Regions from separate parts of the Mus musculus genome. Here region 2 is linked to region 1. A link is a loop called in an ENCODE intact Hi-C map of the cell type or tissue named here. Cell type or tissue: heart. All regions are shown on one strand. Each heading gives the region's core, and the rest is flanking DNA. Links, peaks and the distances in the headings are about the cores only.

Region 1 (5,657 bases), core at 234-5,233:
GCTTTGCCAGGGCCAGGTAAGCAGAATCAGATGTCTAAACCTGATATACACCTGCAGAAACGCTGCTGGCTTTTCACGTGCCAAGCACTTTCGTTCAAGCTGTTTGAAAGCATTCAATAACTTTCTCTTACAAACCAGCCGTGCTCGTAATCTGACTCTTTGTTTTCCCAAACAAAATTACCCGTGTTTCAGAAAAGCTTCCTTCAGTGTCTTGGCCCGTGCAGAGGGGTTTTTCATTTGGATTTGCTTTGCTTCTGTGGTGTTTCTATGCCGCCCCTTGGGAGGGCTCTGGCAATTACATTAATGTTGTGTTACGTGTTTGGGGCCCATCTTGAGTTTCTCCCTTGCAGTGGATGATGTGTTAGCTGGAGGAGGTTCAGCTAGGCTTGGGGGTTGAGGGGATGGAGTGACTCAGTCTGTAAAAGGCTTGCTGGGCAGAGTCCTCGCACTCATATAAAAAGCCAAGCACAGACTCTCAAATTTGTAATCCCAGCACCTGGGAAATGAGAATAGGAGGACCCCCACCCCAGGGTTTTCTGATCAACCAGTGTATCTTTGATTGATGATCTGCAGATCAGTGAAAGACCTTGTCTGTGACTGGGGGAGACAGCCAGTGTTGGCTGTGGTGTATATATACTCATGAGCAAGTACATGTTATACACACACACACACACACACACACACACACACACACACACACAGAGGAGGAAAAGGAGGGAAGGAGGAATGGAGGGAGGGAGGGAGGAAAGGGAAGAAGAGAACTTTCATCAATCAAGAGAGACTCTAATTTCAGAGTAGTCTTTGGTTCTGGTGGCTTGCCTGACTCACAGCAAGAGGCTGGCTGGTCCCTTTGTAAGTACCTACCCGCTAACCCCCATCCCCACCTCCCACCCTTCCATCTCATTGCTTCCTATCTCTTGGCTGATGAACTGTGAACCCCCACCTAGCTCTCCCCATCGGAACAATTGAAGTCTTAGTCTAGTATGACTGACAAAGTACAGTAGAATAAAGAAGCCTCCATGGTCTCCCTTTTTCCACACAGTGGCTGTCCTGATGGGTAGCTCTGTGTCCGACCTGTGGCTGGTCTTGACCTCTCATAGTGAACAGAGACCACACCAGCACCTTGTCTCTGAGGTGCGCCTCTGCTGCACTGCTGTCTGCTCGCTTGCTCATTTGTGTATCTGCCTCACAGACTATTGCTAAACTGAACCCAAGTCCTTTAATTCTCTCTTAATGAATACCATTTAGGAGTGTCTTGTGGCTGCTGCTCCTCTCTGTGTTTGTCCAAACACAAGGCCCCAGAGCTGTATGTCAGAAACCCATTCACATGAGGCACTGGGAATACTTAGAGTGGGCCGACAGCCCAGGGAGCCAAGCGTTTCTGCTGCAATAACACTAATGGCTTTAGGAAGCGGCACTTCCGCGCCTCGAGCAGTCCCTCCTGGGCTGTCTTGCGCAGCTTCCCCTTTCCTTTGTGGGTTTCAACGCTCTTCCCTTTTGTTTTTCTTGGTCTCTCTGCTCCGTTCTTACCCCCTTCCACAGTTCTTAAGAAAATTCCCAATGGTATAATCTAGCTACTTCTTTACACCGAGCTGTATCCTCAGGATCTTAATTTCGGCCCGAGCGTTTGTATGAAGGCGTTTGACTTCATTCTTGGTCACTTCCTAAAAATATAGGCCAGTGATGTCAACTAAAATATTTTTGGAAACTCATCCAATGTGTCTGCCTGTCCGCATGGGGCCTGAGAGACACAAACATTAATCAACTACTATTTGTTCATCATGTGCTCTTGGGCGAGGGTTGATGGCCAGGCCCACGCCCATTATGGCCAAGGTGCTCAATCTCCTGAGAGAGGCAGAACTCAGGCTACAGTGTCAGGGGCGAGCATGTCAGATGGACTGTCTCCAACAGAGAACTGGAACAAGCCCACCAGAAGTTTTGATTAGGACTTCAGGAAACTTTTATTTTTGAGAAAGAGAGCAGCCTTTAGCTAGACCTAAACATGTCAGAAACATAGCAATGAGGGTATGGGAAGTGAGGGTAGGGGTATGTGTGGGGAGTGTGTGGGGTGGGAGTGGCAAATCCCCAGGATAAAGCTGGCAGAATAGCAGAATAAGCAGCATCTTGGAGACATTGGTGTAGGTAGCCATCAAAAGGTGGTATGGATTTGGGGAGTAAAAGGAATGGATGAATCTCTAGTTTCCTCCTGATTGTTCTATGTTTATGCATGTGGATGCATGTACATGCATGTGGATGTGTGTTTGTGTGAGTACACATTTGTGCAAGTGGACATGGAGAGAGGCCAACATTAGGCATCAAACACCTCCCCCCCTTTTTTGAGACAGGGGCTCCCACAGGCCTTCCGGCTTGCTACATCGGCTTCCTGTCCCACAACCCCCTGTGTCTTTCTCCATCATCCCAGTGCTGAGAAAACAAATGCATAGGCGTCCACTCCTGGCTTTCTAAAACATGGCTTCCAGGAATTAAACTCAGGTCCTCATTGGCACAGCAAGCACTATGCTGACTCAGACATCTCCCCGCTTCGATGCTATCCGTCTCTGTAGGGCGTCTAAGAAGCTCGGAAGGTCCTGTTCACACAACAGCAGAGAGGCCCGGCACACTGAAAATTCATGGCTTCAGCTAATCAAAGAACTGAGGTCATAAGACAAAACACTACCCCACTCCTGAAGTTAGAGAGTCAGCTAGGAAGACAAAGAGAACTCCAAGTTATGGGAGCAGAAACCCAAGACCAGCAGTCTCCATGGTAACGATTGCTGGGTTTCTTTGACCCAGTACAGTATGCTTGGCTTTCAACAAAAAGTACAAGGTGAGCTAAGAGACACAGAAGGAAGGCTGGGGAGGTGGATGGAGCTTTGTAATTGATTTAGATGCAGCTCCGTTGAACAGAGTAAAAGGAGTCGGGGGTGGATGGGGGGGGCAGCCTGTGCACGTTAGCTTACAGGAGTCAGCACTGGCTGTGAGAGCAAGCCTGCGCAGGCTGTGGGAGTGATGGAGATGGAGTGCAGCTGTGTGGCAATGCACCTCGGGGAAGCCTCTCTCCTTGCTTCAAATAGGATCCCCTCCTTCTCTGTCCTCACACAAGTCCTGAAGCTGGCCAAAGTGTGGCTCATACAAATGTCTAGATTAATGAGGATGCCAACAGGGATGTAACTCAGGGTACTGGGCCTGCCTTGGGCTGAAGTCCGTCTTCTGAGTTGGAGTGGGCAGGGAGAAGTGGTGTTCGCCTCAAAAGCAGTGACGTGTTGCTTTATGGAACAAGATCAGCGCTGATCATTGTTTGTGCTTCCTTCCTTCATCCTGTCATTCAGCACTGACCTCTGGTCATGATGACTCATCAGCCCTCCGAGCAGCTGTGAGGAGAGTTACCTCCAACACAGACAATGGAGGGAAGCTGGTATGTGGGCTGAGATGGGAGAACAGACAGGATCATGGGGGAGTGGAGGAGGGGCTGAAGGTCCTGCAAGAATCAGCAAGGACAGGCTTGCAGGAAACCCATTCTCTTCTTTTGGAGGGGAAGTTGCTTTTTTAGACCTGACCCCACTGTGCCAACGTCACCTGTGACCACAGGGATAGCAGGTACATGCCAATGAGACAGCAGACCCCGGCGCAGTGAGGGATACCACCAGGCATGGTGACAATATTGACTGTCAACATGGCAGGGTCTAGAATCACCCTGAAGACAAGCCTCTCTGGGTATCTGGAGTTTCTAGATTACGTTCATTAGTGTGAGAAGACCCAGCTGAATGTGAACGGATAGGCTGGTTCCCGGACCGAAGAAAACAAAGACCAGACTCCTCTCTCTGCCTCTGGATTGCAGGTGCAGTGTGACCAGCTGCCTCACACCTCTGGTGTCATGGCTTCCAAATATGATGGACTGTACCTTCTGTTTACAAGACCTAATAAAGTCTTCTTTCCAAAGGCCTTGTTTGTCAGATACTTTGCTGTAGTAAAGTAACCAGTGCAGGCATGGGTGTCACAGGCTGGCTCTGACGTAATCTCCCACGCCACCAAGAATTAAATGGTGCTAAGTCCCTGGAGTTTGTCACATGAAAACTTCTTGTGTGTCTAGTATTCCACTCAGCCATTGGGGCTGATTGAGAGTTTGGCCCCTAGCAAGTCATCACAAGGGCGTAAGCTCCGCAGCGACTACAATTAGTTGAGTTAGGGTCTCCAGGAGAAGTGGGTCAGAATCACAGAATCACAGCAAAGCTGCCACAGAGGACGCACAGCTGCCAGCAGAGAGATGTAGCAGTGAGTTTGGTGAGTTTAGCTAAACTGCTTGGTGATAGGCACAGGTCTTGCTCCCAGCCACCAGCCAGAGCCCTCTGGATTTGCGAATGAAACACACACACACACACACACACACACACACATACACACACACACACACACACACATAGTTAATTTTAAGTGCTTTGACTAGCTCAAAGGCTGGGCAGGTCTAATCCTACCCGCTGCTAGCAAACACCCCCTCCCCCAGTACTTCTTAGTTAACATCTTTTAAAATCTATATTTCATCTCTGCTACCCCAAACATATTTGGGGAAGTGGCCATGTGGCAAGCTTCCCGATTGTCACAGGTAGCAGGTGATTCTCTTTCTTTCCTTTCTCCCAGTTCCTAGCCCGTGCAAATCTAAAGGTCCTGCCTCAGTTTACCTGCCCAGTCATTGGCAGTTGCTTCTTTATTGATGGATTGAAAAACAATTGTGGGGAAAAAACTTCAGCATTTGGGCATGCAGATTCCTGATTTTGGGGACCTAGCTGGATTAATTCAAAGCATTAGAACCAATCCCCAACAGAGGCTGGAGGTTGGCGGCAGCTGCCTTTTTGGAGGTATATATGTATCTAAATTTCTCAAATTCTGGAAAAGTGAGTTTGATTTTGGGGTGAGATGAATCTGCCACCTAATAGATGTGTGAACTTCAGAAAAATCATATATATTTTCCAAGTTCAGTTTTTCCCTTTGTGATGAGGTCAGAGGCAGGTCATTTCAGAGGTGCCTCGGTCTGAGGATTACCTCCACCAGTGCTGGGCCAGGGTCCTTACACCCTAGGGTCCCTTTAGTCTCTAAATCTACACTGGGAGCAGGCTTAGTGCTACCCTTTTTGATAGAAGTGGAAACTGAGGCACATTCCTGGTAAGTAGTTTCCCTTGGGTGACTTGGGTCCAATGAGGGAACAGAGATGTAGTCCCTTCCTCTACGCCTTGACCCTGGGTAGGATGTGGCTCCTGAGGTGGAGATCTGAATAGTGACATGTGGAACTGAACGGACCTCTGCTTTCTTCCTCTCCTCTCCTCTCCTCTCCTCTCCTCTCCTCTCCTCTCCTCTCCTCTCCTTCCTTCTTTTCTTGTTCTTTCTTTCTTTCTTTCTTTCTTTCTTTCCTTTCTTTCCTTTCTTTCCTTTCTTTCCTTTCTTTCCTTTCTTTCTTTCTTTCTTTCTTTCTTTCTTTCTTTCTCTCCTCCCTTCCCTCCCTCCCTCCCTCCCTCCCTCCCTCCCTCCCTCCCTTCCTTCCTTCCTTCCTTTCTGAGGCCCTGACAGGAAGTTCACCCTTCAAACATTGATGACTAGAGTCAGCACTGTGAAATATCCCTGCTGTCTGGAGGTGGAGACAAGGCTACAGGTCTAAAGCTGTGCTG
Region 2 (5,657 bases), core at 446-5,445, 83 kb after region 1:
CTTGTTTCTTCTTTAGTTTACTTTTTCAAAATTAAAAAAGCATACTTATGTGCGTGTGCATACATGTGTGCATGCACTGTGTGAGTATATGTGTGAGTGTGTGTGTGTGTGTGGGAAGCCACATACGCCATTACAAGATGGCTACCGCTGGCCACCGCTGTAAGTTCGGGTAAACAGCCAATGTGCGCGTGTGCATAAGGGTTTCGCGCCAAGTCACAGCCCATCCTGGGGAATGTAAATGAGGTACTGAAAGCACAACCAATCAGGTATAGACACGCCACTCCTAGGCCTATATATGCAGCGCCAGTTCTGGGGCTCGGGGGGTCTTTCGCCTTCTCTATCAAGCTCTCCCAATAAACATGTGCAGAAGAATCCTGTCGTGGCATCTTCCTTGCTGGCGAATTGGGCGTCCACATGTGTGTGTGCATGTGTGCATGTGTGTGCATGTACTATGAATATATGTGTGTGTGAGTATGTGTAAGTGAGTGTGTGTGCATGTGTGTGCATTCACTGTGTGAGTATATGTGTGAGTATGTGAGTGTGTGTGTGTGTGTGCATGTGCGTGCGTGTGTATGTGTGCACACGTGTGCATGCAATGTGTGCGTATGTGTGTGTGTCTAAGACCTTTGTGGGGTCAGTTTCCCTCTTTCACCTTTACTTGAGTTCTGGAGATGGAACTCAGGTCCCCAGGCTTGTACACTGAGGATCTTTACCCTCTAAGTCATCTGCTTGTACTAATTTCTCAAACGTTTATTTAACAGTGTTAGAGAGAGTTGTGCAGCCTCATTGTGAACCAGCTCACCATGGAACTTCCGATCTCTGTGCCTCCAGTTACCTCCTCTCTCACTGCCCCTCCCTCCCAGCATCTCAATTTAGAGGAATATATAAATATTCCTGAAAAGTAGAATCTAGCACTACCCATCACTAGCAGCCTTTGAATACCACCGACTGTCTATCTGATGTTCCTATCTCCTGAGGTCTCATGATTTATTCAGTTGGGAATTAATCAGCTGACCCCTGGCCTGCATGTCTACATTTCTCCCACTATCTCTTCCCTCCCCCACCCCTGGAAATGTCTAATTTTTTTATTTGCTCTTGGTTAGGTGAGCCGAAGGAAGAAATATTTCATCCTTGTGGTTTCCACATGTTCAGTGCCCCTGTTTTCTTGGTTATGTGCACACAGGGTTTTAAAGAATGAAACACTGAGTGGAATCTCCTCCACTCTATGCCTCCTCCAAACACTGATTCTGTTGAGTTTCGGTTTCTTTAGAGTGCTTTCCTGTTTCAGTAAGCCCCTTTATCTCTTCATCTCCCGCCTTGGCCCACCTCCGCTATTTTGGGGTGTGTGCATGTGTGTTTACACTGATGTTAACATTTCACTAATGTTCTTTCTGAGATCTGTGAGCCTGAGGAAGAGAGGCTGAGCCCTTCACTGAAGGTTCATCTTCACATGGTGTCCAAGTGCAGGAGCCCCAGACATGTCTTCAGCGGCAGGCTCTTGCTCCGCTCTTGGCTTGGGACCAGGCCTGGACCTTCGCAGCCATCTATGATTGGGCTTGGAAGCACCAGCCTCAGGAGCTTTCACAGTCCTTCCATCTGAACTTTTCCTTGGCCAGAGCCTCCCAGCTGTGACCTGCTCAGCCTTTCTGGTTCTCCCAGGAAAGTAGAAGAAATAGACATCAGCTATAGCACCTATGGGTGTCACGGGGGATGCCACCAACTACAGAGCTTCCAAAGAGAATGTCCATTTTCATCGAGTGGTCCTTTTTCAAATGTTTGCTCTCTCCTCATCTATAGAACTGATATCAACCCTGGCTCACTGGGCTGGACTCTCACATGTTAGGAAAAGCTTGCTTCTTGTACAGCACGTTGCCTGCCATCTCCTGCTTTGAATGCTCACTTACAAGAGTCTTTGATCTTTTACCACAGTTTGTTCCCCTGAGGCTACCCACCCTGCCTGCTGTGTTTCGGAGGTACACATTCAATGATCAGATTTTGATTTTCAGATATCGTTTGACGATGGAGTATTTCATGTCAAACAGTTGCCAAATATTTTTGAGTTCTCCAGTACTAACTTTCCATTGCCAAATATATCTCTGGTCTGCATAGTAAGTCATGTGTAAGAGCCTCCCTCCCTCCTCTGAGTCACCGGGGTTTGTTTCTGACTTTTTCGAGTTTCATTCCAATTGGTAGCATGTTAACTTTTCCTCTTAGACAAGCCTTCTGTGAACCATTTATCTAGATTCGATTCTCTGCAGAAAAGTGTGTTCTAACTGCCCCACCCCTCGTATGGAAGAATGACACTGTTCATAACACAGACTGCAGAACGCACTCCAGACAGGAGTGACTTTTCAGATGGTGTGATAAGTCTTGCAGAATCTCTGTGAGATCAGGGAGTATTTGGTTGCTATGTAACAACCACCACCAGGGGAAACATCCACTCACACACGCTTCAACCCCTTCCTCCAGCTACTGCCCTGTATCTGTTTCTAGGAACTGGACTTCAGAAACCCAGCCAGAAGGAACCGATGCACCCACTTCCATGGCCTCAGATGGCCATAGATGGCCTTGCTCATGCCCATTTGTCTCCTGCCAGCATCTGACTGAAGGATTCTACTCCAGAGCTAGAATTCCTCCCAGCATCTGGTACACCCGAATTCTGACAGCAGGAAAGGCAGCAGAGAAACCTGCTGCTCCATGCCAGCTTTGTTCTACAGGGGAGTACCAGCCTTCATGGCACTGACTTCCTGTGGCTCTGCCAAAGATGGATATAAAACAAACCAATTCCTTGTTTCCCTGGTGCTAGGGTTCTTACCTGTCTTCCCCACAGAAATTTATTTTCTCAAATGAAACGTGACACCAACAATCTCTCTTCAAACCTTCCCCAATCAAACTCACCATACTCAGTAGTGTTTTGGTTCTAGTCTCTGAGGGAGAATACAAGGATCTACAGAAAAGTGAATCCTGCTCACCAACACAGCAGAGAACCTGGTGTGAGCTAAGATAAACCCTTTCCTCCCCAAGTTGTGTATGATCATGGTATTCTCTCACAACAATGGAAACCCTGACTAAGAGAAAAGTTAACTCAGACTCAGGCAGACAAACACTCCAGGGCCTCTTTCATCATGGGTTCTGGCTCATGGATGTGTATATATGGGGGGGGGGGTGGAGGTTTGGGGTACAGTTAATGAAATTAGGCAGGAGACTGTGAGAAGGGGGAATACTGCTGAGGAAACTGTATCATCAAAGTAGAAAAGTGGCTGCCAAGACAGAAAGGCACAGGAAGGCCACGAGTGTGAAGGGAGAGAGACAAGAAACCAGGATATTTGAAAATGCCACAGTAAACTTAACACTTTGCTAATATTAGAAATAAAAGAGGGATTATACATGAGAGGCAACAGTCTTAGAAAAACAGGTTTGATCTGAGGAAAGAGAATTAATTGATGGCTCTGTAAATAAATGAGCGTTTAAATCTTCACCAAAAAACCAAAAACCAAAACAAACCAACCAACCAAACAACCAAACAACCCCCACAAATAAGAGTCACACTGTGACATGCTTTATCCACCAGGATAGCTCACAGGAAGAAGGAAAGACAGACAGCAATAAGCATTCGCGGTGAAGCTGCTTTGAAATACGGTTTGAAAATTCCCCAAAGAAGCTGATCTTGGGGTAGTCATCTGACTTAGTGGTTCCATTCCAGGAGCATCAAGAACAGGTGTCTACACAGACATCTGTACACCTGTGTTCCTGGCAGCGCTGTCCATCATAACCAGAGGACGAGAAGGCAGACACTGTCAGATGAGGAACGGAGAGACAAAACAGGACAGATCGTTGGCTATCAAAGAATGAACTGAACCCACACTCAGCTTGGGTAGAAACCGAAGCCTGTGTGTTCAGTAAAGAACACTAACCACAGAATGCCGGCTCCTGTTTGGTTCTGTGTGCATCACACTCTGTAGTAATCAAGTACCCCAAGACAGAAAACAGATTGGTGATTGCCAAGGGTTTCAGGGAAACACAGAGAGAATTGTTAACTGGACTAGGGACGCAGCTCAGTGATGAATGGCTTGCTTGGCCCAGTGTTCAGTTCCCAGCACAAACAACAGAAATGCAGGGAATGGGAGACCCTCTTGGTGCATTAGGTTTTCTTTAAGGCTGTGTGCTTTATAAAGGTGAATTGTGGTGTGTCAATACCTGGGAGTATTTGGATCTTACCCAGAGCATTGCTCATGTGGTCCAGAATCATTCACAGTCTGCCCATTGCGTGAGGTATAGTCCTAACTTAACTATAGAGCCTAAGAGTTAAAACAAAATGTGAGATCATAGTCCCATATTGCAACTTTAAAATTAAATGGAAAGAAAAAGAGAGGAGGTGGCATAGAGGGGGGTGCAGGAGAGAGGGCACAGGAGAGGGGGACATAGGAGAGAGGGGCACAGAATAAGAGGGGATGGCACAGATAGCTGTGGCAAAATACCTGAGACAAACCCTGGAGAGAGAATTTACTTTTGGCTCTCGATTTCAGAGGTTTCAAGCCCAGGTTAACTGGCTCCACAGCTCTGGGCCTGAGGCAAGGCAGAATACCAGGATGGCAAGAGTGTGCATTGGAAGCAAAAAGCAGAGATGACCAGAAGGGACCAGAATTGAGATACCCTCTATGTCCTACTTCTTCACCTAGCCCCACCTCTACCACCAGCTGGAGACCAAGCCTTGAAACTAGGAGCCTATGGGGAACATGCATATTTAAACCCTACCAATAGATAAAGGTTAAAGAGTTAGGAACTTAAAAACCATTAGCTGTAATAAAGTCAAATTTAATTTAAAAAATACAAGGCACAGAAGCCAATCTAAGAGAGAGAGAGAGAGAGAGAGAGAGAGAGAGAGAGATCCCAAAACAGATAGACAAACAAAAAACCCACAAAGGGAGAAAAAACCATTGACGCAAATTAACTTAAAAAATAGACATTGCTGCCCTCTGACCCAGAGGAAATAACAAGACCCAGGCTTCCTGCCTCACATACTACTTGACATCTGGACACAACAGACTAGGCAGCTCTTCTAGAAATGCACTGTAGATAGTTTGGTGCTATTGTTAGTCTGTTTCCCATTGTTACAATGTAGCATCTGAGGTGTAGCGGATAAAGGAAAGAGGTTTATTTAGTTTAGAGAGGCTGAAATCCAGGTAGTTGCACTGCCTTCTTCTGAGGAGGGTTCCCTAGGCTAGGGCACAGTCTCATATCAATATAAGTGGCATTATGGAGGAATTTTGTGTGAGAGACAGAGATCTCATGGCAAGAAAGAAAACCAGAATATGGGAGAAATTGGATTCACTCATTTTTTTTTCCAAATTGAAACCTTAATAAGGGTTGTGCAAAACAGTGAGTTCGGTTGCAACGTGTATATAACGCTCTGCTCATATCCTTGAATTGTCCTCTACCCTCCCTCTGGAACTCTTCCTCCTCTAAAATAGAGTTAGTCTTTTCAGTCTTGGGAGAAAAAGATCCCAAGGGAGCTACACTAATCCCTTCTGAGGGCTGTACCCTCTACCCACTCCTTAGCAGTCTCAACATACCTTGTGTCTCCACTCTGGAGACCAAGCCCCTAATAAATGAACCCTTAGGGAGCATTTGATAATAGATGAGCCCCAATAATAGAT

The links. Peaks named below come from ENCODE experiments on the same cell type or tissue, not always from the same donor. Only the 100,000 strongest peaks of a DNase experiment are listed, where the experiment ranks them.
Region 2: it touches region 1 in a loop (2.8-fold over the local background); 7 of 42 quality-filtered maps call a loop at or near these places.

Annotation. Positions count from the first base shown.
Region 1 is chr16:95,829,402-95,835,058 of GRCm38, reverse strand. It overlaps a transcript of 1600002D24Rik not described here. Among named protein-coding and RNA genes, the nearest start is that of Gm32130, 30 kb to the right of the region's middle. In heart, for the core only: no CTCF peak of the experiment used is centred there; DNase peaks (open chromatin) are centred at 388, 1,418 and 3,338; H3K27ac peaks cover 3,065 bases.
Region 2 is chr16:95,746,124-95,751,780 of GRCm38, reverse strand. No RefSeq gene overlaps it. Among named protein-coding and RNA genes, the nearest start is that of Ets2, 47 kb to the right of the region's middle. In heart, for the core only: a CTCF peak has its summit at 2,430; a DNase peak (open chromatin) is centred at 1,410.